2 separate regions of the Homo sapiens genome follow, and region 1 is linked to region 2. Evidence: read pairs that join two places in POLR2A ChIA-PET (ENCODE). Cell type or tissue: OCI-LY7. All regions are shown on one strand.

Region 1 (5,000 bases), 68 kb before region 2:
TTTCAACATTTTACCATTAGTATTGCCATTGCTATAGGGGGTTTTTGCCCATGCCCTTTATCAGATTAAGAACGTTCTCTTTTATTCCTAGTTTGTTAAAAAGGGGTTTTGCTTTTTGGTTTTTTGATGTTGAATTTTATTTTATTTATTTTTATTTTTTGAGACAGGGTCTCGCTCTGTCACCCAGGCTGGAGTACAATGGCATGATCATAGCTCACAGCAATCTCCACCTCCTGAGCTCAACTATCCTCCCACCTCACCCTCCCAAGTAGCTGGGACTACAGGCATGCGCCACCACACCTGGCTAATTTTTGTAGAGACGAGTTTCACTATGTTGCCCAGGCTGCTCTCACACTCCTGGCCTCAAGTGATCCACCCACCTCAGCCTCCTCACGTGCTGGGATTATAGGCATGAGCTACCGTGCCCTGCCAGATGTTAAATTTTTGTCAAATTATTTTTCTCTTTTAATTTATTAATGTGGTGAATTATATTAAATAACTGTGAAACATTGTAACAATCTTGTATAACAGAAATAAACACAACTTGGCCATGATTTCTTCTTCTTATTGTTATCATTATTTTTATTTAAACGTGGTTGCTTTATATTGCACTTTTAAAACTCACAAAAAGCTTTACAATATCTGCATTCCTCTACTTAATCATCAAAGCTTTATGGTAAGACAATGAAAATTTTATTTCATCAATTGGGCATACTAAAAAACAATGAAAAATTAACAAACAAATCTCCTTAATCAAGAACATTCCGTAAAATACACACTCTGGCATGCGTCTGAATTCATCCCTCCTAAAATTAGACTTTAAAAGGCTTTAAAAAAAATCTCAAACAGATTTCAATACTGACTAGCCTACCAGAACAAAGCTGATAGCAAGCTATAAACAGCTTTCAATGTTGAATGTAATTTGGGGGAAGTGGAGAAGAAGAAATTATCTGCTGAACCTACATTTAAGTGCATCTGTTAGTAAGACTTCTCTAATTTAATGAATTTCAACAAAGTGAACAAGTTCTTTGCCTTTGGTAGTTTCTCGGATTTTATTTTTAAACTTGTGACATCTTGACTAAAGGAATGGAATCCTGGGACTAGAATATTTAAGGAAGAGGACAACATTGAGGCGGGAAAGAGGAAAAATAAGATTAGTACTTTCTTAGATAGCTAAAATGGGTAACAAATAATCCCAGCTACTCAGGAAGCTGAGGCAGAGAATTGCTTGAACCCAAGAGGCAGAGTTTGCAGTGAGCCGAAATCACGCCATTGCACTCCAGCCTGGGCAACATAGCGAGATTCCATCTTAAAAAAAAAAAAAAAAAAAAAAAGAATACCAGAGTTGATATGTAGGGTTTAGTTTGACTTATGTTTTTAAAAAATTAGATAAGTATAACATCTAAATGGCAAATAGAACAATTAAAGATGGTCTCATTTAGGAAATGTTAAAAACTAATTATCCTCAATTATGTTTTAAATTTGTGGAATGACATAGCAGATATTTTGAGCATCATTATAGGATCCAATTAAAATTATGCATACTGCTATTTTCACTTTTTTTTTTCGAGATGAGATCTTGCTTCTGCTGCCTAGGCTGAAGTGCAGTGGCACGATCATAGCTCATTGCAACATCAAATTCCTGGGCTGAAGCGATCCTCCCATCTCAGCCTTCAGAGTAGCTAGGACTACAGGCACATGCCACCATGCCCAGCTAATTTTTTTTTTTTTTTGGTAGAGGCTGAATCTCACTATGTTGCCCAGGCTGGTCTCCAACTCCTGGCCCCAAGCAATCCTCATGCCTTGGCTTCCCACAGTGCTGGGATTACAGGTGTGAGCCACTCTGCCTGGCCTATTTACACTTTTTTTTTTTCTTTTTAACCCAACTACTCAACGTGGCATATTTTCACTTTTAATATAATTTATATATACCTGGGGAAGCTCTTTTTGATATTATCAGTAGAGGCCACTAAAAATAATGCCAGAATTCCAGTGAGAAGAGAGTAGAAATGGAAAGAAAATGGGAGGATAAAGAAATTGGGTAGTAATAAGAAACAGGATTTTTAAGGTTTTCTCACTAGTTAACTAATGCCACAAAATTGCGTATTTTGGCTCAATGTCAGTGGGCTGCTGGAAGGGACCAGGAAATGAGTGCAATATCCTAACCATCCCAGGTAGATTCTTAACTAACCCATGATTTGGATGGCTCACTTGTGAAGGGAGTGCTTTGGCCTCCTCGCTTCCTTTCTTCCTTTTCCTTTTTTTATTTTTTTTTTTTGAGACTGAGTCTAGCTCTTGTTTCCGAGCAATTTTTGAGAAATCTCAACTTTAAAATATCCCTCAAGTTGCCCCCTTTCATTAGTCTTGTAAATAATATTGTTTAAGACTCACACATTGGTGAGAGTCAGGAATTATTAGGATTATTTTAATAGCAGACATTGAGTTCATTTACTTGGAAAGAAAAATTTTATTCCGAGGTGACTTTCAGAGATTTAAGTGCTCTATTTTACCATTGAATGAGAATTTTTCTCAAAGCAAATATTCTCTAAGATGCTAGAGTATTCAGCTTATTGGGATAGTACCCTTTAACTTATTAAAAGTTACAAAGTCTAAGAAAAAGCATGCAAGTCTTGAGAATCACTGCTGTGAATTCTAACAGGGAGGGCCTGAAGCCTGGAAGCCTGGCTGACAGTCCTGCAGACCAGAGTGGGGACTTGTGGTGCCTCTTCCAGTCTGCCCATGGCCGCCCATAGACCATTTGGCATGTACTTCCTCCCCTCTGAGGTCCATAAAAGCCCTGGGATCAGCCAGAGAAGGGCAGAGGATGGAGAGGACAGAGAGATGACTGGCGACTGGATGATCAGCTGCAGAGAGGAGCTGAAAGCTCCTGCTGAAAGCTGGGAAGCCAACCGGGACCTGCCTTCAGAGAGCAGCCACCCTCTCCAGGGCCTCCTGTCTGCTGAGAGCTGAACGCTGGATGAGACAACCTGCCTACAGAGAGGAGCTGCCCGCTGAGGGTCTCCTCTGAACTGTCCTAACACTCAACAAAGCTTCTCTTCGTCTTGCTCGCCCTTCATTGTCTGAGTACCTTATTCTTCCTGGATGCAGGACAAGAACTCGGGCAAAGGCACCACTGCCCACAGAAGTTTCTGGCCAGAAAAGTGACACCCCAAAGATCCCGTAACACTATGAGATGCAAAGACTACAAATGTTTAAGTGGAATGATCTCTAACCTGTAAATTACACTCCTGTAACAAGCAAATGATTACATACTGTGGAAGACTACAGAACATAAGTACAGAAAGCTGCTCTCCAAGGCTGCATTCTCAAAGCTTGAAAAGTTAATTGGCCCATCATTTTGGTACAGTAGGTAGCTAGTCAAGCATGAGCAGGGCAGGAGAGGGCTCCCTATACCTCACCACAAATGTCAGGCAACCATCAGGTGATGGTCAGGTGGTTGTTAACTGTCTGTTTAAAATAATAATTGGTTGCAGCTGGTGCCAGGGAAAGGCCGTCTCCCAGTAGATAGAAACACCTGAAACAGGTGGTCAGCTGCTTAATCTCAGGAGTTGGGCAACTGGGCTCAAGCATGCTCACTAAGAGGCAAAATGGTGAGTTTAACTGATACATGACTTTCCAGGGACATTCGGCTGGTAAGGGAAGAATGCCTCAAGTGAGCATGCATACAACTCCAGTGAACACACTGTGCACACTCCCCTCCCAAGGGCTGGCAGGTCACTGTGCACACGGACAGCCCAAGGGAAGAATCAGGGGAGAAGGGACGCAAGGCATGCCAACATGTACAACCCCAAGTCAAAGGTGAAATGGCACACTTGATCACTCAAGTTGCCCAGGTGGCTCTTTCCCAAGTGTACTTTACTTCCTTTCATTCCTGCCCTAAAGCTTTTTAATAAACCTTCACTCCTGCTCTAAAACTTGCCTCAGTCTCTCCCTCTGCCTCGTGCCCCTCGGTCAAATTCTTTCCTCTGAGGACGCAAGAATTGAGGTTGCTACAGACCTGTACAGATTCGCCGTCACTAATAATTTTAGAAAGAAAAAAAGATGAACATGGATTAGGAGGGTCTACATGTGGGAAAAAAATTGCAACTAAGATATTTTAGAGAGCCCACCTCTAGTAACAAAAGAAAAAATAGGCCCGGCACGGTGGCTCACACCTGTAATCCCAGCACTTTGGGAGGCCGAGGCAGGTGGATCCTGAGGCCTCCCCAGAAGCAGATGCTGCCATGCTCCCTGTACAGCCTGCAGAACTGTGAGCCAATTAAACATCTTTTCCTTGTAAATTACCCAGTCTCAGGTATTTCTTCATAGCAGTGAGAGAACAGCTAATACGGTAGCCATCTCTGGGGGGACATCGAGGAGGCTCTCATTCTCCTAGAAGTCTTTCCAATTCATATTATCCTCAGACCATAGTTCATCTCTTCTGTAAGCCACAACTCTGGGCCACCAGGAAACCCAGTACATGTAGTTGTCTGCTTGCCACCGCTCAATTTTTTATTTTTATGCATTATGTATAACTATGTATGTTTCGTAACTTCCCAACATAGGCTTTCCTAATTATCTTTTTGTTCCTTTTATAAACAAGCTTTATTGAGGTATGATTTACATACTGTATAATTTACCCAAAGTGCACACTTCAATCGTTTTTAGTAGGTTTACTGAGTTGTGCAATCATCATGACAGTCCCATTTTAGAACACTTCCACATCCCCAAGAGCCCCTCATGCCCACTTTTAGCCAATCCCCATTCCCATCTCCAACACCAGGCAATCACTAATATGCTTTCCATCTCCATAGATTTGCCTCTTCTGGACATTTTATAAAAATGCAGTCATACAATCTGGGTTCTTTTTTTTCTCATTTTACTCTGCATATGTTCTAGGCTCATCCATGTTTGCAGCATGGATCAGTAGTTACTCCCTCTTACCATTGAATGGTAGGTACTACATTGTATGGATGTACCCCATTTTTTTTTCTACTCAC
Region 2 (5,000 bases):
GTCCATTTACAGACCACGAAATATTTAACACAGGGAAGAACTACAAAATGAAGCTTTCCAAGACTGCCAATTAGAGATAAACCAATACACTTTAATAGAAAGCAAACGTAAAATTCTAACTAGGAAAACCCCGAACACTTAATGTGCCTGGTTAAATATTTTCTCATACTGCCGGAGAGAAGGCTCCGGTTCAGCACTGAGATCAGGACGGGCCTCCTCTCCCCGGGCCCCGCCCCGGCCGCACCTTCAGGTACCACCGGAAGTCCTCGCCCACGGGCCGGAGGTTGGTGATGTTCTCCAGCGTGGCTTTGAGTTGCAGCGCGATTTTCTGAGGGGGAGGGCCAGAGCGACTGCGTCAGCCGTGCCTGCGCAGCCCCACGCCTGCCCGACCCTCCCGCATTCCCAGCCGTGGGTGCCACAGGGAGACACTCCTTCTGCCTCCTGCTCCTTCAGCGCGCACCCACTCGCTTCATCTCCTCCTGGCGCGAGCTGTTGCCTCCCAGACCCTCGCCACCTCCCCTCCGTGTCCCCGCGGCGGGCGGCCTCCCCTCACCCCCATGGTAGCCCTCTCCGCCCGGTGCTGGCTGCGGCCCTTGCCGTTGCTTTCCGGCGCGTCGTAAAAGGCGGGTGCCGTCTGCGCACCCTCAGTAGGGCGGGGCCGGGGCCGGGCCGCGGGGCAGGGACTTCTGCGCGCCGCTGCTCGCCTGGCCCACTGGGCTTTTCGCATCTGGGGATCTGGGGCCAGTGGAGGTCAGCCAGGTCCGCGAGCAACCTGTGCTCAGGCCAGCGGAAGCCTGACTCCAGGATTCGGTGGTGCCACAGACAGTTACTGAACGCCAATTTTGTGCCTGCTTTAAGCGAACAGGACAGTTCCTGACCCTCAGTTCTTTCCAGGCTCTTCACTACTCTGCCTGCCCTGGAACTTCTCAGATCACGTCAGCTCCCTCTGCCCAGGGGAAAAGCTACAAAAGGAAGAGTTCCAAGACTGCCAAATAAAGATAAACCAATACGCTTTAAAAAGTAGAATGTATTGGTTTATCAGATTTGGGGATGATGCCTTTCTTCAAACTGCCCTTTCCTGTTTCACCCAAGAGACCTGGTTTCTAGGCCCTTCTCCAGAGTTTGCCCTGTGTCCACATCCTTCTCACTGTGGTCCTTGCGACTGGACATTCCCCTTCAGCTGGCTCTTTTTTGGGAGCCCACCTGGCTTATCCTTCTCTCATAACGTTTATTGAACTTTATTTTACCTGGCCTCCTGTCCAGGCTACATCTGAGACCATGCAGGAGCTGTGGAGATTAACGGTAAAAGGAACAGCACATTCAAGACTCTTCTAGGAGGTGGGGCAAGATAGCCAAATAGAACCCTCCAGTGATCCTCCTCCTCCTCTTCCCTGGCAGGAACACCAAACTGAACAACTATCCACACAAGAAAGCACCTTCATGAGAACCAAAACTCAGGTAGCAATCACAGTAGCTGGTTGTAACGTCACATCAAGATATAAGGCAATGGCTGGGTGCGGTGGCTCACACCTGTAATCCCAGTGCTTTGGGAGGCTGAGGCGGGCAGACCACCTGAGGTCAGGAGTTTGAGACCTAGCTGGCCAACATAGTGAAACCCTGTCTCTACTAAAAATACAAAAATCAGCCGAGTATGGCAGTGCACACCTGTAGTCCCAGCTACTCCGGAGGCTAAGGCAGGAGAATTGTTTGAACCCGGGAGGTGGAGGTTGTAGTGAGCTGAGATCATGCCATTGCACTCTAGCCTGGGTGACAGAGTGAGACTCTATCTCATAAAAGAAGAAAAAAAAAGGAACAAGGCAATGAAGAGGGTAGGAAAGACAGTCTTGAATTGCTACCACCACCCCTCCCTCATCCTCTGGCAGCACCTGGCTGCCTGGCATAGAGAGAGAATCTGTGTGCTTATGGGACTTTGCATTGGAACTGAGTTTTGCCCTGTCACAGTGGAAAGCAACTCAGGGCAGAATTCAGCTAGTGCCCACAGAGGAAGCACTTAGAGAAACCCTAGCCAGAGGGGAATCATCCATCCCAGTGGTCAGGTTCTGGCGAGCCCCACCACCACTGGCTAAAGTGCTTCAGGGTCCTAAATAAATTCGAAAGGCAGTCTAGGCCACAAAGACTGCAATTCCTGGGCAAGTCCTGGTGCTGTGCTGAGCTCAGAGCCCGTGGACTTGGGGTGCACACAGCCTAGTGAGATACCAGTTGGGGAGCCAAAGGAGTGTTTATGTCACCAGTCCCCCAACCCCAGGCAGCACAGCTCACGGCTCCAGGAGAGACTCCTTTCCCTTAGAGGAAAGGAGAGGGGAAAGTAAAGAGGACTTTGTCTTACAGCTTGGATACCATCCCAGCCACAGTAGAATAAAACACCACGCAGAGTCCCGAAGCCCCCTTGCCAGGCTCTATCTCCCAGATATTTCTAGAGCTACCATGGGCCAGAAGGGAACCCGCTGCTTTGAAGGAAAGGACCCAGTCCTGGCAGGATTCATCACCTGCTGACTAAAGAGCTGTTGGGCCTTGAATAAACATTTGTAATAGCCACAGTACTGGGTGAGGCCCAGTACTGTGCTGCCTTCAGGTGTGACCCAGTGCCTTCCCAGTAATGGTTGCCACAGGGAGAGACTCCTTCTGCTTAAGGAAAAGAGAGGAAAGAGTTAAAAAGGAGTTGGTCTTGCAACTTGGGTACCAGCTCAGCCACAGTAAAATAAAGCACCAAGTAGGTTTCTAAAGCCCGGACTCCATGCCCTAGCTCCTGGACAGCATTTCTAAACCCACCCTGGGCCAGAAGGGAACCTGCCACCCCAAAGGGTAAGACACAAGCCTGGCTGGATTCACCACCTGCTGACTAAAGAGCCTTTGGGCTTTGAATAAACATCAGCAATAACCAGGCAATAGTCACCATGGGCCTTGGGCAAGACCCACTACTGTGCTGGCTTCAGGTTTGACACAGCACAGTTCCAGCAGTGGTGGCCACAGGGGTGCTTGTGTCACTCCTCTCCCAACTCCAGGCAGCTCAGCATGGAGAGAGAGACTCCATTTATTTGGGAGAAAGTAAGGGAAGATAACAAGAGACTCTGCCTGGTAATCCAGGGAATTCTCTCGGATCTTACCCAAGACCATCAAGGCAGTACCTCTGAGTCTACAAGAGTCACAGCATCGCTGGGTTTGGGGTGCCCCCTAATGCAGTTACAGCTGCAGTGACCAAATATTTACATCACAACACTCATTTCCCTTTGAGTACTTGGAAAAGCCTTCTGAAGAAGGATGAGTACAAATAAGCCCAAACTGTGAAAATTATGATAAATACCTAATTATTCAATGCTCTGCATTGACCAACAGTCACAAACATCAATACCATCCAAGAAAACATGACCTAATCAAATGAACTAAATAAGGCACCAGTGACCAATCCCAGAGTGACAGAGATATGTGACCTTTCAGAGAATTCACTGTCACTGAGAAAGCTCAGTGAAATTCAAGATAGCACAGAGAAGGAACTCAGAATCCTGCCAGATAAACTTAACAAAGAGATGGAAAAAGGAACTCAGAATCCTGCCAGATAAATTTGACAAAGAGATGGAAATAATTTTAAAAATTAAATAGAAATTCTGGAGCTGATAAATTCAACTGATACACCAAAGAATGCACCAGGGTCTCTAAACATGAGAACTGATCAAGCAGAAGAAAGAATTAGTGAGCTTGAAGGCAGGCTGTTTGAAAATACACAGAAGAATTGAAAGAAAAAATAACAAAAAAGGATGAAGTATGCCTACAATATCTAGACAATGGCCACAAATGGGCAAATCTAAGAGTTATTGGCCTTAAAGAGAAGGTAGAGAGAAATTAGGATAGAAAGTTTATTCAAAGGAAGAATAACGGAACTTTCCAAACCTAGAGAAATATATAAATATTCAAGTACAAGAAAGTTATAGAATACCAAGCAGATTTAACCCAAATAAGACTACCTCATGTCATTTAATAATCAGACTCCCAAAGATCAAAGATAAAGAAAGGATCCTAAAAGCAGCAAGAAAAAAGAAACAAATAACACACAAAGAAGCTCCAATGGGTCTGGCAGCAGGCTTCTCTGTGGAAAGCTTACAGGCCAGGAGAGTGGCATGACATTTAAAGTACTGAAGAAAAAAAACATTTATCCTAGAATAGTATATCCAGCAAAAATGTCCTTTAAACATGAAGGAAAAATAAAGATTTCCTAGACAAACAAAAGCTGAGGGATTTTGTCAACACACCAGACCTTTCCTTCAAGAAATGCTAAAGAGTGTTTTTCAGTCTGAAAGAAAAGGATGTTAAGCAATGAGAAATCGTCTGACGGCACAAAACTCATTGGGAATGGTAACTACACAGACAAATGCAAAAGATTTTAACACTAATTGTGTGTAAACTACTCATATATTGAGTAGCAAGACTAAAAGATGAACCTATCAAAAATAATAACTTTTCAAAACATAGACAGTATAAGATATAAATAGGGGCCAGGCACGGTGGCTTATGCCCATAATCCCAGCACTTTGGGAGGCCGAGGCAGGTGGATCGCTTGAGCTCAGGAGTTCAGGGGCAACATGGTGAAACCACATCTCTACTAAAAATACAAAAAATTAGCCAGGCATGGTGGCATATGCCTATGGTCCCAGCTTTTCGGGAGCCTGAGATGGGAGGATCGCTTGAGCCTGGGAGGCGGAGGTTGCAATCAGCCAAGATCACACCACTAAACTCCAGCCTGGGTGACAGGGCAAGACCCTGTCTCAAAAAAAAAAAAAAAAAAAAATATATATATATATATAGATAGATAGACAGACAGACAGACAGACAGACAGACAGATAGGCTGGGCACAGTGGCTCACACCTGTAATTCTAGCACTTTGGGAGGCTGAGGTAGGACGACGGCTTCAGCACAGGAGTTTGAGACCAGCCAAACCCTGTTTTTTTCTTTTGTTTTTTTTTTTTTTTTTTGAGATGGAGTTTCA

The links. ChIA-PET counts read pairs that join two places held together with the same protein. Peaks named below come from ENCODE experiments on the same cell type or tissue, not always from the same donor. Only the 100,000 strongest peaks of a DNase experiment are listed, where the experiment ranks them.
Region 1: POLR2A ChIA-PET joins it to region 2 with 7 read pairs; 2 of 35 experiments call an interaction of 5 or more read pairs at or near these places.

What each region holds. Positions count from the first base shown.
Region 1 is chr1:53,152,312-53,157,311 of GRCh38, forward strand. No RefSeq gene overlaps it. Among named protein-coding and RNA genes, the nearest start is that of SLC1A7, 12 kb to the left of the region's middle. In OCI-LY7, no CTCF peak of the experiment used is centred here; no DNase peak of the experiment used is centred here.
Region 2 is chr1:53,220,017-53,225,016 of GRCh38, forward strand. It overlaps CZIB (CXXC motif containing zinc binding protein), which reads right to left and starts at 618. Exons shown (of 8, transcript NM_017887.3): 1 at 554-618; 2 at 245-328. The coding sequence starts at 559. It overlaps CZIB-DT (CZIB divergent transcript), which reads left to right and starts at 344. Exons shown (of 1, transcript NR_185918.1): 1 at 344-4,242. RefSeq lists an enhancer at 19-520 and silencers at 390-759, 890-949. In OCI-LY7, no CTCF peak of the experiment used is centred here; DNase peaks (open chromatin) are centred at 285 and 615; H3K4me3 peaks cover 1,451 bases; H3K27ac peaks cover 1,076 bases.